2 separate regions of the Homo sapiens genome follow, and region 1 is linked to region 2. The links are chromatin loops, found by intact Hi-C in ENCODE. Cell type or tissue: heart left ventricle. All regions are shown on one strand. Each heading gives the region's core, and the rest is flanking DNA. Links, peaks and the distances in the headings are about the cores only.

Region 1 (9,417 bases), core at 1-8,000, 59 kb before region 2:
TTAAAGGCTCTAGTAGGATAATTCCCTAGTTGATGTAGAATGGAAACTAAAACATTGACATCTTTACTTATTTCCAATTTAAATTGCATTTTTAAAAAAGGGTATAGAGTTCTGCTTTAGTTGGCCTTGTTTTAACTGCCATGGGAGTTTACTTTCATCTCAGTTCCCATAGATATGTGTGAGAAATTCTTTGGGGCCTGAAACAAGAGTATCTTCAGGGTTATATGATCTGACCTAATCAACCATGAATGCTCTCATACTCTTAAAAAAAAAATCTCTTTTAAAAGCTATTTAATGAAGGCCTTTCTCAATCATCTTCTCCTTCTTCCCTTGATTAGACATTGATGAGTGCAGCATCATTCCTGGGATATGTGAAACTGGTGAATGTTCCAACACCGTGGGAAGCTATTTTTGTGTTTGTCCACGTGGATATGTAACCTCAACAGATGGCTCTCGATGCATCGGTAAGCCTCGCATTTTGAAGGCTCAATACACTGGGTCTTTATAATGACAAAACAGCCCAAACAGGTATGAAGATGGCAACGATTATAAAATATTGAAGAAATGGCTGAATGAGTTGTTTAATGTAAACGGTACCAGTATTGAGGGATTGATAGACCAGGTACTCTTTGCAAAGACTTCAGTTTCAGAATCCAACTGGGTTTGTTTTATGTTGTCAAAGTCATTTTGGGAATAAAGAAAGACACAAAGGCACGAGAAAAATTTTTTAAAATCTGCTTTGGGAGACAGAATGTAGTAATTAAAGCTTCTTTTGTGCTATGAATCATGAATGTTATTAACATCTTATTTACTTAGAACTTGTTTATTCTATTGAAAATAGTTACTATACAAAAAAGACACCTTTAATTTTGTGTTTAAATATATTCAAATTAAAACCATTGTATGCTCTCCCTTGTTTATTTAGAAAGATGCAATAGTGCTACAGTCATGGTGAAGGTAATCTGTTATTGAGCAAGGCTTAGACATCTGTCTTATTGCGAGCATAGAGATTATGAAGTGTCTTTTGATGCATAATCACAGCACAGTGAGCTACCCTCACATTTCCCTTCCTGAGCTTTTAACCTAGTCTATTCCAATTTTAAGCTGACAATAGGTAAAAAGAGAGGAAAAAAGAGGCACTGTTATCTTTACTGGCACTAAAGATTCATGTAGTGCAGGAATTAGGAAAATTAATCCAATACTTAAAGAATGGTGTTGTTTGGTCCACTAGAGGGTGGCCGTTTGGGCAGTGTCTCTCTCTCCCCAAACCAGGCAGTTAGTATGTCAGCAACCAACTGCCAGGATCTCTGTAGGTCTTGATGATTCCCTGATGATTCTCATGTGCCCAAGAGAACTGAGTTGATGAGATGGAAATACAGAGTCAAGGATGTAAGCTAGAAGTCGTAGGCCACCAATAAAAGGACTGTGGCCTGAATTCATTTGATTAAATGTACTGATATATCAGGTCATCCAGCAGTGAACATAAGAGATACAAATCCTGCCTTCAGAATGCCATATTGTCATCATAAATAACAGTAGAAGCCTACTAATAGCAGTAATAGAAGAAACAGTAGTAGTAGTAAAAATAATAGCTGTCATTTAAGATATTACACATACCGTGTGTAAGGCACTGGGCTTCTCCACTACCTCATTATCTCATAGCTGTGAGGAGTCAGGCAAGCTACCATCTTCTCTACACTTCAGTTTCTTCTAATAAGTGTCCAATAAAATATTCTTCATTATTATTCTTATTAAGAGGAGGAGGAGGATATGCCTGCTCTGGACCTATATAAATATGTCATATGGTCCTTCTAATAGCCCTGTGTGATAAGTATAGTTATTCCAAATTTACAAATAAAAGAAATATGGTTTAGAGAGGTTAAGTGACTTGCCCAGTGTTTTGCAGCCAATGAATGGAGCCAGGATTCAAATCCTGACCTCTCTGACTCCAGCCTCTTGTGCTACTGTGACACTGAACTACCATTTACCCACTTTAAGGCTGTGGAGATCCTGTGGCTAGATGTCAGGGCCTCCAGCATGACTGATTTCTTCACTGTCATGCTAACAGCCTGCTTTGAGAAGTAAGATGTCTGTTGGGAGCCTCATGTCGTGTCTTTGAATGAGAATTGTTTGTGTTTTACAGATGAATCAGAGTTTCTATCTTGCATTAGGTAAATCATTTTTCGTGAAATATTAAGTCTGTATAACTGAGCAGATAAACTATTTTAGGGTTACTGTTGCCAGTTGGCTCACTGTGTAGTAAGTTTGATTCATTTAATACTCTAATTCCCCCTTATCCACGGTTTCACTTTCCATGGTTTTGTTTTCTGCAGTTCCCACTGTGATTCAAAAATATTAGATGGAACATTCCAGAAATAAACAATTCATAAATTTTAAATTGTACATCATTCTGAGTAGCACAGTGAACTTTCACACCAGCCCGTCCAGGGTATGACTCCTCTTTTTCCCAGCATATCCATGCTGTATAGGCTCCGCACCCACTAGTCACTTAGTAGCCATCTCAGTTATCAGACCAACTGACAGTATCGCAGTGCTTATGTGCAAGTGACCTTATTATACTTCATCATGGCCCCTGAACCCAAGAGTATTGATGCTAGCAATTCAGATATATATAAAATGAGAAGCCATAAAGTACTTCTTTTAAGTGAACAGGTGGAAGTTCTCTACTTAGCAAGGAAAGGAAAGAAATCGTATGCTGAGGTTGCTAAGATCTATGGTAAGAACAAGTCTATCCATGAAATTGTGAATGAAGAAAAAGAATTTCATGTTAGTTTTGTTATTGCACCTCACACTGCAAAAGTTACAGCCACAATGTGTGATAAGTGTAGTTAAGATGGAAAAGGAATTAAATTTGTGGGTGGAAGATATGAACAGAAACGTGTTCAAATTGAAAGCAGTTGGATTCAGCTCCATTCAAGGTTTCAGGCATCCACTGGAGATCTTAAAACGTATCCCCCGCAGATAAGGGAGAACTACTTTATAATTTGGCTGTCAGCTTTCTATGAGAGTTGAAAATTAGTGCAACTACCTACATCTGGCTTGATTTTCTTGAACTCTATAGGAAAATAATATGTTTATGCACACGTGCATATGCGAACACAAAATAATCAGCTTGGAATAGGTATAGATTCAACTCTTTAGGAGAAACGTCGCCGTGGGAGTCGTCATTGAACACTGTTGTCTGGGTGCTGTAGAACCTGGCTTCCGGAAACTTGTCTCCTAGAATATTGCTAGAAGAAATATGCCTGGAGAAGGAAGTGAGGTTATTATTGTGAAGTTCTGGAAATACCAAATACAGCACATGTATTTTATTTGGTAATCAATGTGGAGTAATTGAAGGCTTTTGAGAACAAATTGTAATGCAGGGTTGGGGGCTTGAGAATAGAGAGAAATGAAACTAGTTATGAGGTAGAATTGCCAAAACAAGTTTCAGCGTTTTATTCCCCATTTCTAAATTACTTCTTTTTATTTACTCACTTACATTTCAAAATCTTTCTCTAGTCAAACAAAACTTGCATTCATATTTTTGTTCTGCATTGGAAAAGAAGCATGAATCCTCATTTTATTCAGATAAGACCAACGTACCTAATGATTTACTAAGGTGGGTTTTCTTAGAGGAGAGTTTTGATTTACCAAAAAATTATGATAAACTCTTTTTATCTCTTGCCTCCTTATGTTATAAAGTCCTAAGTCTCTACCTGAACATTCAAAGCCTTACCTAACCTGTATTCCTGAGTCATCTCTAACCACTTGCCACCTCACACTTGTATTTCCCTCATTGTTGTACAAGACCACACTGCCATGCCTTTGCCAGCAGTACCCCCTCTGCCCGAAGCATCTTGTTTTTCCCCTTCTATGCTCATTAAAATCCAGCTCACCCTTTAAGTCCCAAAATAGGTATCACTTTTCCTTTTTTGTTTTTTAAAGATGGAGTCTAGCTGTGTCACCCAGGCTGGAATGCAGTGTCACCCAGGTTGGAATGCAGTGGCACCATCTCAGCTTGCTGCAACCTCTGCCTCCTTGGTTCAAGCAATTGTCCCACCTCAGCCTCCTGAGTAACTGGGATTACAGGCACCCACCACTACGCTGGCTAATGTTTGTATTTTTAGTAGAGACAGGGTTTTCCTGTGTGGGCCAGGCTGGTCTCGAACTCCTGACCTCAGGTAATCCACCCGCCTTGACCTCCCAAAGTGCTGGAATTAAAGGCATGAGCCATGACCTCTGGCCAGTATCGCTTTTCTTTGTAGCCGTTTCACCTAAACTACATTTTCTTCTTGGGCAAAATTAATCAGCCCCACCATTTTGAAATGAAATGAAATATGTTTTCATTTGCTTCATTTTAGGGTTTACTGCATTGTCACAGGTACTTCTGCGTTACTCACTGGCTAGACTGTGGGCTTTGTTAGGCCCTGTCTTATGCAGCTTCATGGACCCTGGGCTTTATGTAATAGGCATCTTGCATAGAAGTTTGTGCTGAGTAAATCTTTTCTGAATGAACAGGAAAACCAGCAAATGAATGAATGAGATGATATTGAATGTAAGAACTTCATGTTGATTATAGCGGCCTTGCAGCCTTTGGCATCTCTTTGGACATGATGTCGTGCCACTGAATTACGGTCCTGGATGCTCATAAAGCAAGAGCTAACTTGAGGTTCGGAAAGCTAAGTCCTGCACTAACCAGGAGTCCCATTCATTTCACTATCAACATCCTGAACACTAGGAACAAAGGAAGGTCTCTAGGGAAGGGAGAATGGCTCTCCAGAATTACAAAACCAGTGTTATAATTAAGTAAGCAGCTTAAAAATGTTTTGAATAACTATGTTACATTTGGAATAAGTATGTGTTTTCCATACATGAGAAAAAATTAATCTAACATATTAATGTGTACGAGATCTTTGATTTCTAAAATTCTGAGTCTGTATTTTCTCAGATTGAATTTATTTGGTTGAATTATATATGTTGGAGATATTTGCACGCTATTTATTTTCTAACCACATGTATGCTAATAAAGAGTTGGATGAACTTAAAGCTCTTTTTAATACTAAACTGCGTGTTATCTGCAGCTTTATTCTGAGAGCTCACATGTGCTGAAAGTGACATTTGCTGAATTTTGTCTTAATTTCTTATTCTAGTTAACACAGATATTCTGAGTGTATACCACATGACAAAGCATCAGTAAACTTGATCCTATTTCTTTTGTGTGCTGGAAAACAGTTTCACATGGTAGGAGAGTTTAACCAGGCAATTTAATTATAAGACACGATAATTTTCCGCTTTCATTGTATACTAAATATAAAAGTCAAATTTCTGATTTGTTTATCTATCTAGTGTGTTTAATCATCTTTTTATATATCCAGGAAAGAACTGTTTTTTAGCATAGAGCACTAACATGTGCCAGTTCCAAAAAAAAAAGGAGTTAAAACGTACCTAATAATATTTCTCTAAAAAGCGTTTTAAATAGCACTACTTAATAAGCCTTAAGTCATTTTGGAAGTAACTGTCATGGTCATGTCCAAGGAATGATTAATACCTAATTTGCACATTGTTATATAGGCACAGAAGAATGGCTGGCAGCCAGCAATAAATAACGCGTTGGCAAAGAGCAGTGAGCAACTTCTGTGTGCAGGATAATGTGTCTGCTGCTATTGTGTACACAGGGTGAGAAAGGACCCTAAGCACAGGGACCCAAAAGGGCCAGTTAAGTTCAGAAAATGGGATTAAGCATTTAGAAATTCTTCCAGTAATATGATGGTGCCACAGCATGCTAAGGCATTTCCTCAAGCTTTCCAAACGTGTTAGTGCACAATACTGCTGTGGAGTATTCTTGAAAAAACAAAACCTGAAAACATAATGTGAAAAAATATAATACCAATATAAAAGAAAGTTTGAGGCAGAAGTGATGACCAGTATATGGGTTTTTTTTTTCCTTTTTCAAGAAAAGGGCAAGGTACAGAATTATTTATGTATTACACAGCACTCTATGTAACGCTGGCTGTTGATTCCACATGCATGTGTGCATTTGAAACAAAACACTTGGAGAACCCAAAATTATTTAACTAAAGAGGGAACCAGAAATGAAAGAGTATGAGGATATCAGTTTTAATTAAGAAAGGAAGAAGTGTGTTAGAAGGAGAAGTTTTCCTTACAGTGAGGAAGAAGCCCGTCATTCACTATTTTAAAGGAAGAAATAAACCTGGGATCCACAGTGGTTCCTTTTCATTGCTCCTAGTTCTATAGTTACTCTTAAACAATGTAAACATGAAAGTATTTTAGGAATAGTAAGAATCCGCAAAATCAATCAAGGGGAGCCCAGGCTGGAACCAGACCATCAAAGAGGTGAGTGCAGGCATCCAGTCTCAGGAGACAAGCATGAGACAATGGCTGCTATTTACCGAACACCTACTGTCTATCACTATTGTTCTGACCTGGGCTAATCTCATTGGTGTTTTCTGGCTGAACCCTTCATTTCTTAATGAGCAAACCTAATTCCACAGGAGACATTTATTTCAACATACAATCCCCAATTTTTGCCAAGTTTTCATCACATTGTATAATTAACCATTAGTTCTCTTAAATCAAGTTTACACAAAATGTCAAGCTATGAAACAAACTCTGATAAGTGTACCTTTATTACGTTTCAAAATAGATTTATATTTTAATCAGAGGAGATGAATTACTTCCTGTTTCTCGGTGTGACTGTAAATATGACTCCTTGTAAGCCTTGTTCAGGAAATGTAGTAAGGGCGATAGAAAATGATTAGAGGAATAGACTTGTTTTCATTACTTAGGACACATTGGTTCTACAGTTAAACATATAGCAAGCATTAGAGGGATTTTGTTTTTACAGGCTTTCATCTGGCTTTGCCCCTAATGATTCCCTGTTTCAAGGAATAGTGTGCCTGGACAACTCTTGTTTCTAACAGGTGCCTCTTTTTTATTTCAAATATTTTTCCACATGATACATTTTTTAATACAGTGCTTTCTAAGGGCCATGAAATTTCATACAAAGGAAAGAGAGGTAATTCCCAGCCTCTGATTTGCTTTGAAATATGCCTTTTTGGAGACCTTAACTGTGAGATGCTACACCAGTGTATGTCTCATCCTGGTAGGTTTTGGCTCAAGAAATGAGAAGTAGGTTGCCTGCCTCCTTTTTGTTACTAGAAAAAGCTAATTGTAGAATTTATGAAAAAAGTTACAATTTACTTTGCAGTCCTCTGTTGCTGCCTCTCTACCCTCTCACCTATGACTTAGTTTCCTTCAGTACATGTATTACAGGACTGACCAGAGGTTTCCAAACTGTGTAGAACAATGGTTATTATTAGTATTATTTTTTCTTTGAGACGGAATCTTGCTTTGTCACCAGGCTGGAGTGCAGTGGCGTGATATCGGCTCACTGCAAGCTCCACCTCCCGGGTTCAAGTGATTACCCTGCCTCAGCCTTCCAAGTAGCTGGGACTACAGCAACGTGCCACCACGCTGGGCTAATTTTTTGTATTTTAGTAGAGATGGGGTTTCACCATGTTGGCCAGGATGGTCTCTATCTCCTGACCTTGTGATCCACCCACCTCGGCCTCCCAAAGTGCTGGGATTACAGGTGTGAGCCACTGTGCCCAGCCAGCTATTAATTTTTTTAATTTAAAGACCTCTCTTTAACATAAAAAATGTACTTCAGATCCTCACATTATGATAATTTAATATTCGTGAGAGCATACATAATGAAAATGTTCTTGGATATTTAGTAATAATGATAAATGAATTTGGATTTTATTAGCTATAGTGGCATATTCATAAATGTGAATCATGGTAGTGCCAATAAACTGTTAAGTGTTACATTGCAGTGTTCAATGAAAATATGCATTTGTGAACCCCTCTCAATATCATTGCATACTCCCAAAGTCTGGGGATTGGTATAGAATGGATTCCTGATAAGTACTTGCAACATTTTGATTGACATTTATATTAGTCTGTTTTCTCACTGCTGAGAAAGACATACCAGAGACTTGGAAGAAAAAGAGGTTTAATTGGACTTACAGTTCCACATGGCTGGGAAGGCCTCAGAATCAGGGCAGGAGGTGAAAGGCACTTCTTACATGGCAGCAGCAGGAGAAAATGAGGAAGAAGCAAAAGCAGAAACCACCGATAAACCCATCAGATCTTGTGAGACTTAGTCACTACCATGAGAATAGCATGGGAAAGACCGGCCCCCATTATTCAGTTACCTCCCTCTGGGTCCCTCCCACCACATGTGGGAATTCTGGGAGATACAATTCAAGTTGAGATTTGGGTGGGGACACAACCAAACCATATCAGCATTTTTATACATATTACCTTATGTATAAAATGTGTTACTGTATTTGGTCCATGAATTGTTTAGAAGTATAGGATGTTTTCTTGTTTATTTTGTTATTGATTTCCAACTTCATTTCATACATTGTGGTCCAAGAATATTACCAGTTGATACCAATTCTTGGAAATATTCTGGTACAGTATTTGCTTCATGGTTTAACAAATGATTTATTTTTATAAATCTTCCCTATGGACTTGAAAAAGATGGGTGTTCTCCAATTGATGGGTGCCAGATTGTAGATATATCCATTAGATCAAACAACTGTACTATTCAAATTTTCTTTGTACCTACAGAATTTTGTCTACTATATCTATTACTGAAAAAGTCATGTAAATATTCCACTGTGGAGGTAGATTTCTCAGTTTCTCCATGTAGTCTAGTAATTTTTTATTTTATATAGTTTGATCTTATGCTATAAGTGATAAATGTTTAAAAGTATCTGCCATATTTTCCTGGTGAATTGAACCGTTTTAAAATTATGTATTGACTCTATTTTTTTTTCTTTATTTGTGGTCTATTTCTAAATATTTTCTTTTGGTTTATTTTGTATCACAAAATATCTTAGTATACTCTGGTTTGTTTTGTATCACAAAATAAACCAAAAAATAAAGCTTCTGGTAGCAGAAGCTTTAAGTATATACCTACTATGTATTTTCCCTCTCAATCTTTCCTCTTCCTTATGTTTTAAATGCATTTCTTTTAAACAGCCTATATCTATTTTTTGTTTTATTTTTACAGTCTGTAAATCTTTGTCTCTTCAGTTGAGATTTAAATCCATGTGTATTTATTATATTACTGATATATTTGTTTTTATTTTTACCATAGTCCTTGTGCTTCCTACTTATCTTACTTTTTTTGTATTTTTTTCTCCTTTCTTGGTTTCTTTTAGATTTGTTCAGGATCCCCCCGACCTGCTGCCGTGAACTCGATTCTCTTTCTCCTATTTGTTAAGAAGTTATGTACTTTATTTCTGTTGCTTCAGTGGCTATCCTAGCTGTTTTAAGATGCATATTTAAAATTACCTGTATGTTTGCCTATATATAAATAAT
Region 2 (10,705 bases), core at 239-8,238:
GGATTACAGGCGTGAGCCACCGCGCCTGACCTGTTTACTTTTAACTCAGTTGTCAATGTGACAGCAAAAAGAAATTGTAGGAAAAATTATGAGAATCTCAATACAGGTCAATACCAATGGAGTTACCACAGAAAGTCATGTGCCCTACTGAATGAAGAGGGGACAATGATGTCCTTGGACCCTAAGACCCTGCCTTGCATTTTTTATTTAGTTCCATTTAGATTTCATTATACTTCTTCTTGAGCATACCATGGTTGTATTTTATTCTATAATGAAGTAAAATTTGTCCTGTTGTTGTTACAGATACAGCTTGCCCAAGAGGGCTTGCCAGGATTAAAGGTGTTACGTGTGAAGGTGAGTGTATCCTTCCTTGGAAGATACTATACATCTTTTGAGCAGTAAGTAAAATTAACATTCACTCTCAAACTTTGGAGATATTTATCATTTTCAAAAACCTTGACATTTCAATAAAAATACTCGATGTAATCAACAAATGCTTTAGCATAATTCTCTTAGGAAAGAGCTTAGAGTTTCCCGTTTCTCCTCTTTATGGAGTTGTGTAAATTTCATGAAGACATCGCTAGCCTTTAAGGCCCAGAACAGCTGGGAAAGGCACATGTCTGGGCCATGTTTTATGGACAGGCAAGGCTGTGGTAATTTTCACAGCTGGTACCTAGGAAAGCGGGTGGCTCGGTTGTGGAATATTTCTGTTTAACTCAAGTAATAATCCACATTGTATTGAATGTGGATTGAAAATGCTATACAGGAAGTAGGACCACACCTGCTTTTTCTATTTGTAACATCTTTGCTCCTCTGCTTGCTGCATTTCCCTGCAGATGTTAATGAGTGTGAGGTGTTCCCTGGCGTTTGTCCAAATGGACGCTGTGTCAACAGTAAGGGATCTTTTCATTGCGAGTGCCCTGAAGGCCTTACGTTGGATGGGACTGGCCGTGTATGTTTGGGTAAGATTCACACCCTCATGTATTCTATGTATAAAACAAGCCATGAATTTCCTTGTTTAAGCAGTGGCTAGTCCAAAACCACAAGAGTTTGTACTTGAGAAAACTTGCTTTAAATGAGATATTTAGGGGGAAATCACTAGAGGCTGTTTTAAAAGTGAATGTATTTATGCGAAATTGTTTCTGTTTCATGCCAAAAGTTGGGACTGCTCAAAAATCTATCTCAAAATCTTCCATTTCTTTAACCAGATAATTTAGACAGGTTCAGTCTTTCACACTGAGTTAATAGAGTAAGAATATGTTGAACACAGCAGGAAAGTTGGAGACTAGGATTTTAAAAGTTTACATTTGTCAGCTCATTGCAGCTACACCCTGAAGACAGTGGGGAAAGTCAAGAGCAAAGATATGTTGCTTCTGCTTGAAATCATTCACTGATCCTGGTCCTTCCTTTATTGCTATTAGAGTTTAAGTTTTCTTAATAGTTTATTTTTTAAAGATCTGTAGTGATGAATCTCTTTCTTTCAACAGCATATTATAGGAATAGTGATTTGACCTTTTTCTTTATTAGTGTCATGTTTGAACTTGAATTTCATGATTGAAAAAGAAATTTCTATTAATTTTCATTGTATGTAACAATAATTTTTCATTTACCTACAGAGATTTTTTTTCCCCCAATAAGCTATGGAACAGTAAATTTTTAGTTTATAAAAGAACTTTACATAGATTTGTATTTGAAATTTAGACATGTAGACAAAGCATAAATAATAGTGGTGGTGTATGCAATCACCTTTAAAGTATTTACATATCAGTGATTTTTAAAATTTACTGTAAGAAAAAAGTTTGCAATACCATACAGTTATTATAATTAAAACAGATTTCATTTTTAACTCAGTTTTTGATAGCACATTTAAATCTGGATTGGAAGCATGACTGTAAAATCATACAAAATTATTTAGAAAACATAATATCCAAAGTACAAAAATAAAGAAAATGTCTTTCAGATTTTTAAATATTTTAAAAATTATCTTTAAGTGATCTACAATGTTTAGAAATAAGTATCATTTGAAAATGACAAAATATTCCCCCAAAACTATCGAAATTTTAAAAAAAGAAAATGTCAAAAATAATAATATCAGTATGGCCAAATGACTAATGAAATCAAGTTACCTTCTATAATGAAATGCTATAATATATGAAGATATATCATTGATTGTAAATTATTACTCAGCAAAATAAATTTTCAATAACATTATTCAAAATTATGGCTGGGAGTGGTGGCTTACGCCTGTAATCCCAGCACTTTGGGAGGCTGAGACAGGTGGATCACCTGAGGTCAGGAGTTCAAGACCAGCCTGGGCAACATGGGGAACCCCCCCCTCCCCGTCTCTACTAAAAATATAAAAATTAGCTGGGCATGGTGATGCATGCCTGTAATCCCAGCTACTCGAGGGACTGAAGCAGGAGAATCGCTTGAACCTGGGAAGTGGAGATTGCAGTGAGCCGAGGTCGCACCACTATACCCTAGCCTTGGCAACAGAGTGAGGCTCTGTCTCAAAAAAAAAAAAGCATTTTTTAATATTCTAAGATGATATATTGGATTCTTCATCCTTGTACTTTGCTTAAATGCTTTTGTCACCACTTGAATTATGCTATATTAATTAATTCTGTCTGGGGATGTGAGAAAGTTTCAAGAAGCAACTGGCACATGAAAATGTAAAGTATTCTGAGAACTAAAGTTTTGGTAAATGCTCTGATAGAACCTCATCTGAATCAGGGATCCCAAACTCAGATGCTTGCAGGAGCCAAGCATGTAACATATAAATGAGTGACGCGACAACAGGGAGCAGTGGGGACTGCAGCAAACTTCAGAGAACATGGACCATCCAAAGGTTTCCAAATTCATATTTTAATTTCCATGCAAGGACAATCGCAGCATTGATAGGCCTTATGTGGCCAGTGTACTGACGTTTAATTCCTGATATAAATATAGAGTTCTCAGTAGTGTGCTGACTTTTAATTGCCGATATAAACATCCATAGAGGTCTCAGTATTAAAGACAGGATTGCTCTTCCTGGCTGTTATAACTTTTTACATGCATAGTTCAGATGCCTTTCCCCTCTCACCCTAGTTTATTCCAATAAGCTATGAAATGGTACATTTTTAGTTTGTCTTGAGCTTCTTGAGCAGGTTTCTTCAGTAACCTCACAGTATGACTCAGGCCAGAGTTCTTAGGCCACCTGTACTTATATAAGACTTTCACATCTTGAGAAGATTCTTACTTAGCTGCTGACATATGGGACGGAACCAGCTATAAGGAGACTAGCCCCTCAGAGCCCTGTGATAATGAGACGCTGGATTACTATCACACTTCACACTGGCAAAGCATGTGGCTTTTTGGTTTGTGTTAATGTAGATATATAAGACAGAATCACCTTCTGTAGATATCTACATTCAGTCTGCTGAATCAAAATAAACATTTACCACAGTTATTTTTTCCTTAAAAATAGGACTTTTTCTCAGGTAGCTGGGATTACAGGTACCCAGCACCATGCCCAGCTAATTTTTGTATTTTTAGTAGAGATGGGTTTTCGCCATGTTGGCCAGGCTGGTCTCGAACTCCTGACCTCAGGTGATCCAGCTGCCTCAGTCTCCCAAAGTGCTGAAATTATAAGCATGAGCCACCACGCCACACCTGGTCTGGGCAACAGAGTGAGACTCCATCTCAAAAGAAAGAAAGAAAGAAAAAAAATAGAACTTTTTAATTCCAGTACTCAGAAATGTAACTCATTACCTTTTAGAACTTGAAAGAATCAATATTGACAGTAACTAAAGTAGTAAACATTAATTTTTATGTGTACATTTCCATCAGGGATCTCATTCCCTCCGTTAGACAGTTTTCAGCTTCTGGAAAGGATTTAATGTCTTAAAATGTTCTTATCAAAGAAATCATGCTATTTGATTAAGGAACCGTTTCCAAACTCATTATCCATATTTGTAATTAAACAGCCAAGTGCTTTAGTATGATTTGAAAATAAATCTATTTGCTAACAGATGAACATGTTATTTATAGACCATTCTGGTCTACTCTATTTTTAGATGTAGGCGACTGTTTATAGATATTCTAAGGTCCTGGCTAGCACAGGCTAAGCACTGAAATGTTGGTCTGTTTTGAAGTTGGAGGGAAAATGTGACATTTAAACAAATAATTGGTCCCTTAAAACGGAAAATTCACATAATCCAGGGAAAAACCATGATGCAAAAGGTAAAGTTGGCAGGAGAAAAAAAAAAACTTTAAATGTAATAATATTATAACACTTTCTTTTGTAGTGATCTTAATAGTTGTAACAAATTGGCAAATAGATTATAGCCGATCATTTACTGTTTATGAATGGGATCTGACAGGGCTGCTTAAAAGGCACTTGAAGCAATTCTCTGAACAGGAAGAATTATCATTAAAATTATCTTACCTTTTCTAAAGTGAACAATACAAAAAAGGAGTAATAGACATGAAGCAGTCATCTCATGAGAGGACCTTTTCTTCCTGAGGGTTTCTTGTGAGAATTAAGACTGAAGAGGATCTCACCTTTGTTCTCCTTAAATGACTGTCATTATGGAGTCCATTCCAGGAGGTCAGGGACTGCATCTTGCCCACCAGTACACCGCAAGGGTCCTGCATGATGCCTGGTGCTGAGCAGACGCTTGACATGTGACTGTTCAATGGATGTTTCAACTCATTCTCACCCTGTGATTTCGTTCTCGGTGTAGATATTCGCATGGAGCAGTGTTACTTGAAGTGGGATGAAGATGAATGCATCCACCCCGTTCCTGGAAAGTTCCGCATGGATGCCTGCTGCTGTGCTGTCGGGGCGGCTTGGGGCACCGAGTGTGAGGAGTGCCCCAAACCTGGCACCAAGGAATACGAGACGCTGTGCCCCCGCGGGGCTGGCTTTGCTAACCGAGGGGATGTTCTTACTGGGCGGCCATTTTACAAAGGTAACTGCCTGCGGCCAGCGCCTTGGTCCTTCTTCACCAACAGGAAGCCTTCCACATTCTCTGAGAATTGGTTTTGCTTTAAATGTTTGACTTCCCACTTTATTTTCTCAGTTAAACTTAGGTTTTGTGACCAATGTTCTGTCCCAAGAGTATAAATCCCCTATAAGATGGCATTGAAGTAAAGAGATAAAACAGATTGCTTATCTTTCTCTTCTACTCTTTGTTCCTCTGCAACCGGAGATGTCGCCCTGATAGCTACATCTGTAGCAAAAAGTTACCTATTCCCACTTATCTTTATAAAACAAGTAGTGAGAAATAAAGGAATCAGAACTCTTTCTTAAGCATATAGAATCTTTGGCCGGGCGTGGTGGCTCACGCCTATAATCCTAGCACTTTGGGAGGCTGAGGTGGGTGGATCACCTGAGGTCAGGAGTTCAAGACCAGCCTGACCAACATGGTGAAACCCCGTCTCTACTAAAAATACAAAAATTAGCCGGGCGTGGTGGCTCGCGCCTGTAATCTCAGCTACTCGGGAGGCTGAGGCAGGAGAATCGCTTGAACCTGGGAGGTGGAGGTTGCAGTGAGCCAAGATTGTGCCATTGCACTCCAGCCTGGGCAACAACAGTGAAACTCTGTCTCAAAAAAAAAAAAAAAAAGAATATAAGATCTTTTTCACCATATTGAAACTTCCTGTGTGATATCAGTGTGATCACTGAAACATTTAGTAGCCCTGTTTTTTACTTGGATGCATTACTGTTGTCCATCATGATAGATTTTTAACTTAAAGTGATGGACCTAATCGTTTATATCAACCGGCTCTACATTCTGGCTTCATTCTGCTTTTAGACATCAATGAATGCAAAGCATTTCCTGGGATGTGCACTTATGGGAAGTGCAGAAATACAATCGGAAGCTTCAAATGCCGTTGCAATAGTGGCTTTGCTCTAGACATGGAGGAAAGAAACTGCACGGGTAAGATGGTTCTGCTGTTTTATTTGATAAACTCTGGCTGTCTTTCCTTTACTCTGTTTGAAAGGACTGCCCTAAAAAGCTAATCCTCTCATTGAGAACATGAAAATTTTTATTTATTTATTAATTTCTTTTTAGAGAAAAGGTCTCACTTAGTCGCCCAGGCTGGAGTGCAGAGACATGATCATGGCTCACTGTAACTTCAAACTTCTGTTCTCAAGTAGTCCCTCCACCTCAGCCTCCCAAGTAACTGGGAGCACAGGTGTGCGCCACCATGCACAGCTAATTAAAAAGTTAATTATTTATTTATTTATTTATTTTAAGAGATGGGGTCTCACTTTGCTTCCCAGGCTGGCCTCAAACTCCTGGCTTCAAGTGGTCCTCCTGCATTGGCCTCCCCAAGTGCTGGGATTACAGGCTTGAGCCACGGCATCCAGCTCTGTAAATTTTTTAAATTTCTTTTCTCTACACTTAAACCAGTTCTCCAAATAAACTCGTTGTGAGAGAACTGCAAAACATCATGAAAATGCTGTTTGTTTTATATTTAGGAACAGCATACAAATATGATTTTCAAAATATATGACTACTAAAGAAATACAGTCATTAAATCCACAAGAATTATATAAACTTGAGTAGTGTTCTCTTAAAGATTTTAAGGTTTGTGATATAGAAGTTATTACTTCTTTTCCTCATCTGTGAACAGGAATCTTAATATTAGTTTTCAGTCACCATCCATACCCATAACATTCTCTTTGAACAAGATGTGAAGTTCTAACTTTTTCTATTAGTATACCATGTTGTTCCAGACCCTTGAGCTGTGTCTTCAGGATCTCGTTCTCAGCACTCTCTTTGTTCGTATTCTCCATGGGATTTCCCCTTATCGCACTCCCTCCTGCCTGCTCCTTCTTCCTGACCTCACGGCCACATCTTTCTTGGCTCTTTCCTGTGCCTCCTCAGCCAAGGCTATCTCTGAGCTTTTCACAGCTGTCCATCTGGCTTTCTGAAGTCCTGCTGCCTTGAAGTCTGCTCAAGCCCTGTGCCAGTCTCCAGAGCTTCATCCCCTCACCTGTTTTCTCCACTCTGGCTGTTGCACTTGGCTGGGAGAGTCTGAGGAGTGCTGCCTGAGATTACTGCATTCACCTCCAAGTCCTTGAAGCTGCTTGACAACACTCATATTCACCTCCATTCATCACTTTCTGAATTCCTCTCAGCACTGCTTCTAAACCTCTTCCCTGACTTACATGCCCTCTCCTCTACCCTCCACCCCCATCTATTACCGTTCTCCTTCATTGAGAATAAATCTGATTGCCTGCATCCTTCTCACACAGCCTCCTCTCTAGTGATAACATCTCCTTTATCCCGCTGGGCATGGTGGCTCATGCCTGTAACCCCAGCACTTTGGGAGGCCGAGACGGGCAGATCACCTGGGGTCAGGAGTTTGAGACCAGCCTGACCAACATGGAGAAACCCCGTCTCTACTAAGAATACAAAATTAGCCGGGCATGGTGGTACATGCCTGTAATCCCAGCTACTCGGGAGGCTGAGGCAGGAGGATCGCTTAAACCCAGGAAGCGGAGGTTTTGGTGAGCCGAGATCGTGCTATTGCACTCCAGCCTGGGCAATGAGAGCAAAACTCCATCTCAAAAAAAAAAAAAATCTCCTTTATCCCCCACTCCCTCTCCTCCGGTGACAGAGAATGAGGTGTGATGCTCTACCTGGATTTGGGGTTAACTCCTCTTTTCCCTCCTTCCCAGCTCCTGCTCTGGGTTGTCTCAGCAGGTTCGCTCCTCTCTCCTCTCTCTAGCATCTCCTCTTCCCTGCTTCCTGTTCCTCAACTTATACACAGGTTCAAAATATCTCCTCAGCCCTTCTTTTCTCTCAAGCTACCATCCCGTTTTCCTGCTGGTAAGTCTCACCCCTCTCTTTCAACCAGCCATTTGTCCTGTAATTTTGACTTTTGCCCTCTGTCACTCAGGCACATACATGTATACTCATCTACTCTTGCAAAACATCTTTGTGGTGTTAAAACATCTCTCCTGGACCTCTGCTTGCCAAATCTCTCCTTGAGATTTTCTTTTCTCTTAGTTTCTGTGGTATTTTCCGGTCTTGATCATCCTTCTATGCAGATGATGTTTCTTCTCTAACCTCTACAGATTCTTCTTGCCTTTCCCATTTCTTGGGTGTTGCCAGAGTCCTCTACTCAGCGTCTTGCCTCTCAGAGTTTCATCTACCATCATGACTTCAGAGATGGCCTCTGCTGAGCTGACTCCCAGACCCTGTCTCTAACTCTCTCTGTTCTTCCTGAGTTTCACTCCCACATTTATAACTTCCCATCTGGAAAGTTTGTCTTTGTTTTGATCTTTCTTTGCTCTTCCCCCTACCCTGTACTTTATCCTACTAGGGACTTCCCTGTATGCATTAGGAGTATAATTTTGAACAGGATTGAAGCCTCCAATTGAATTTTGATGTCTCTCTCTCCCAAAGTGAAAAAGTTATGCGAATTCTTTCATTAAACTGGCTATTTCAATTACCTGTGATATTTCTTCAGACAGAGGCAGGTTAAGCTCCTCAGGAAACAGACTCCAAGGCAGAGAAGAGCATTCAGGAAGTTTATCGGGGCTTGCTCCTGGGATGAACAATGAGGAAGGGAAGGGAGGAAAGCAGAAGTGGGCAGAGAAAGAAATGGGGCTATGATGCAGTCCCACTGAAGTCCTCAGCCCATGCCACTGGGAGTTCTGGAACTGGGATGGCCCATCAGAGTTGCCTTGAGTAGGGCATGGAAGCCATGCAGTTAGGTACCTGCAGGACCAATCTTGGGATACAGCTGCCCAGGGAATGGGGGAAGAGGTCCTCTTAGAATAGTGGGCATCTGAGGGCTTTCTGCCAGCGACACTACCAATAGCTGACGGGGAGGGGGAGTAAGTCCTTCTTTCCTGAAGAGGGACCTGGGTGACATGTCACAGTATCTACTGTATCACAGACTCCTCCAGGATCTCCCAACCTGTTAAGTTCCCACGGTCAAATCCTTCACTGCCACAACCCAGGTTAACCATCCAAGCAGGGCTGGATTGTGTAACTTCCCACTGAACAACTTCCACTGGTATAGGCAATCCTGGTGCTGGATAAAGAAGCTCAGGGTTCTTCCAGTTCTGACCCCACCTCTTCCTTTGTTGTGAAATTAGCCAAAGTTGCTTAATGTCTCTAACACATTGACAGGGCTGCATTGCTCTGGATATACTGTGAAGTTCTGTGGAAAATTGTTGGCTCTCATCTTCACAGCAGGAAGGGCCGGTCTCCTCCCATGCTGGGGGCTTTTAGTAATCCTACCGGTCCGTCCTGTACCCACACTCATTGTCAGCCTCTCCAGTCCAGCCAATCTGTGGCTTACTGCTCCCTGAAATGCTTCCTTTCTCTTCACCGGTGCGCTTCATCTCTTGCCTCTCTATTCTGTATCTTTAAAGCTAGCATTTCTGTACAACCTTCAAGAACCAATTCAAAAGCCACACCCTCCAAATTACCCATTCTTAGCAGAGAAGTTTGCATATATATATAGAGAGAGAGAGAGAGAGGGAGAGAGAGAGAAAGAGAGAGCACTTTCTATGAGACAGGCACTGTTCTCAGCACTTAACAAATAGTCATTTAACTCTATGAGGTGGATTCTATGACAAATAAGGAAATTGAGGCACAGAGAGACTAAATGATTTTCCCAAGGCCCTGTTCTCAGTAGATGACAGACTGGGATTTGTAGCCAGGTATCTGGTTCTAGAATCCACACTGTTTATACTATGAAACTCCCACCACATCACATTAGCCAAAGATTGTCCCTGCTCCACCCTAGAACACATTCCTCATATGACTCTTAACACCAGTCCTAGATACTGATAGATAGAAAGAAAATTAATATACATATTGTTAGCTACTTAATTGAATCAATAAATTCTGTTAATATGTTTGTTTAAAAGAAAGTATTTACATTTTTTTCACATGGCCAGTAATGAGGGAAATAAATAAAGACTCCTGTAATTGGAGAAATAAATACAGAAAAACTAAGTAAAAGCTGGCAGAAAGCAGAGACTGAGACCCCCCTCTCAAGAGAACATGCACAAATTATGCACTAAATCCTGTGATTTTAAAACTTCAAAATTAAGTTCATCAAAATAAAGAGATCGTAGTGGGGCATTTTTCCCCACTGACAGATTTTTAGATTAAAAACTTTTGATTTTTGGACTAAAACATTTGTAAATAGGTCATGTTTTCTTAAACATATTTTATATAGACATGACTTCTCTATTAAAAATCTTAGTTATAAGCATAGGAGATTTCTCAGAGAACCCTGTGTTTGAGAATATAGTTGCTGAAGATTATTTACTGTAATATATAAAAAGAGGAAACAAACTCACCCACACAGTCCTCAGGTGTTGGTGACAGCTCATGTCACCAAAGGGCTTACTAAATCAATAAGCTCTTTACATCTGAATATGACACAAAAACACAAATTGGGGCACACACCATGGCCCTGCCCTATGTGTGCTCTCTGGCTCAGGGTTGGTCCGTCGTGGCTGCCTGTCTCTCTGGGGTTTGCCAGTCCCTCCTGCACAGAGACAGGGGCCCTGCCTTCACATGCTGCGACCTGGGGTGGCATGGGCTAGTGTAGTAGACCAGCACTGTCTTCCAGTCACACATGAGGTTTCATTCCATGGGGGCCTGGCTGCCTCATTTACCACCTGCCTCATTCAGCCCATACCACAGTTGCAGGGTTCATCCTTCTGTTAACATTTCTTTCT

The links. A loop is a pair of places that touch in the nucleus more often than their neighbours do. Peaks named below come from ENCODE experiments on the same cell type or tissue, not always from the same donor. Only the 100,000 strongest peaks of a DNase experiment are listed, where the experiment ranks them.
Region 1: it touches region 2 in a loop (2.0-fold over the local background); 2 of 110 quality-filtered maps call a loop at or near these places.

Annotation. Positions count from the first base shown.
Region 1 is chr5:128,399,721-128,409,137 of GRCh38, reverse strand. It overlaps FBN2 (fibrillin 2), which reads left to right. Exons shown (of 65, transcript NM_001999.4): 8 at 339-464. Among named protein-coding and RNA genes, the nearest start is that of FBN2, 130 kb to the left of the region's middle. In heart left ventricle, for the core only: no CTCF peak of the experiment used is centred there; no DNase peak of the experiment used is centred there.
Region 2 is chr5:128,339,604-128,350,308 of GRCh38, reverse strand. FBN2 (fibrillin 2) reads left to right here. Exons shown (of 65, transcript NM_001999.4): 22 at 304-354; 23 at 837-962; 24 at 4,725-4,952; 25 at 5,799-5,924. Among named protein-coding and RNA genes, the nearest start is that of FBN2, 190 kb to the left of the region's middle. RefSeq lists an enhancer at 4,071-5,270. In heart left ventricle, for the core only: no CTCF peak of the experiment used is centred there; a DNase peak (open chromatin) is centred at 4,828; H3K27ac peaks cover 842 bases.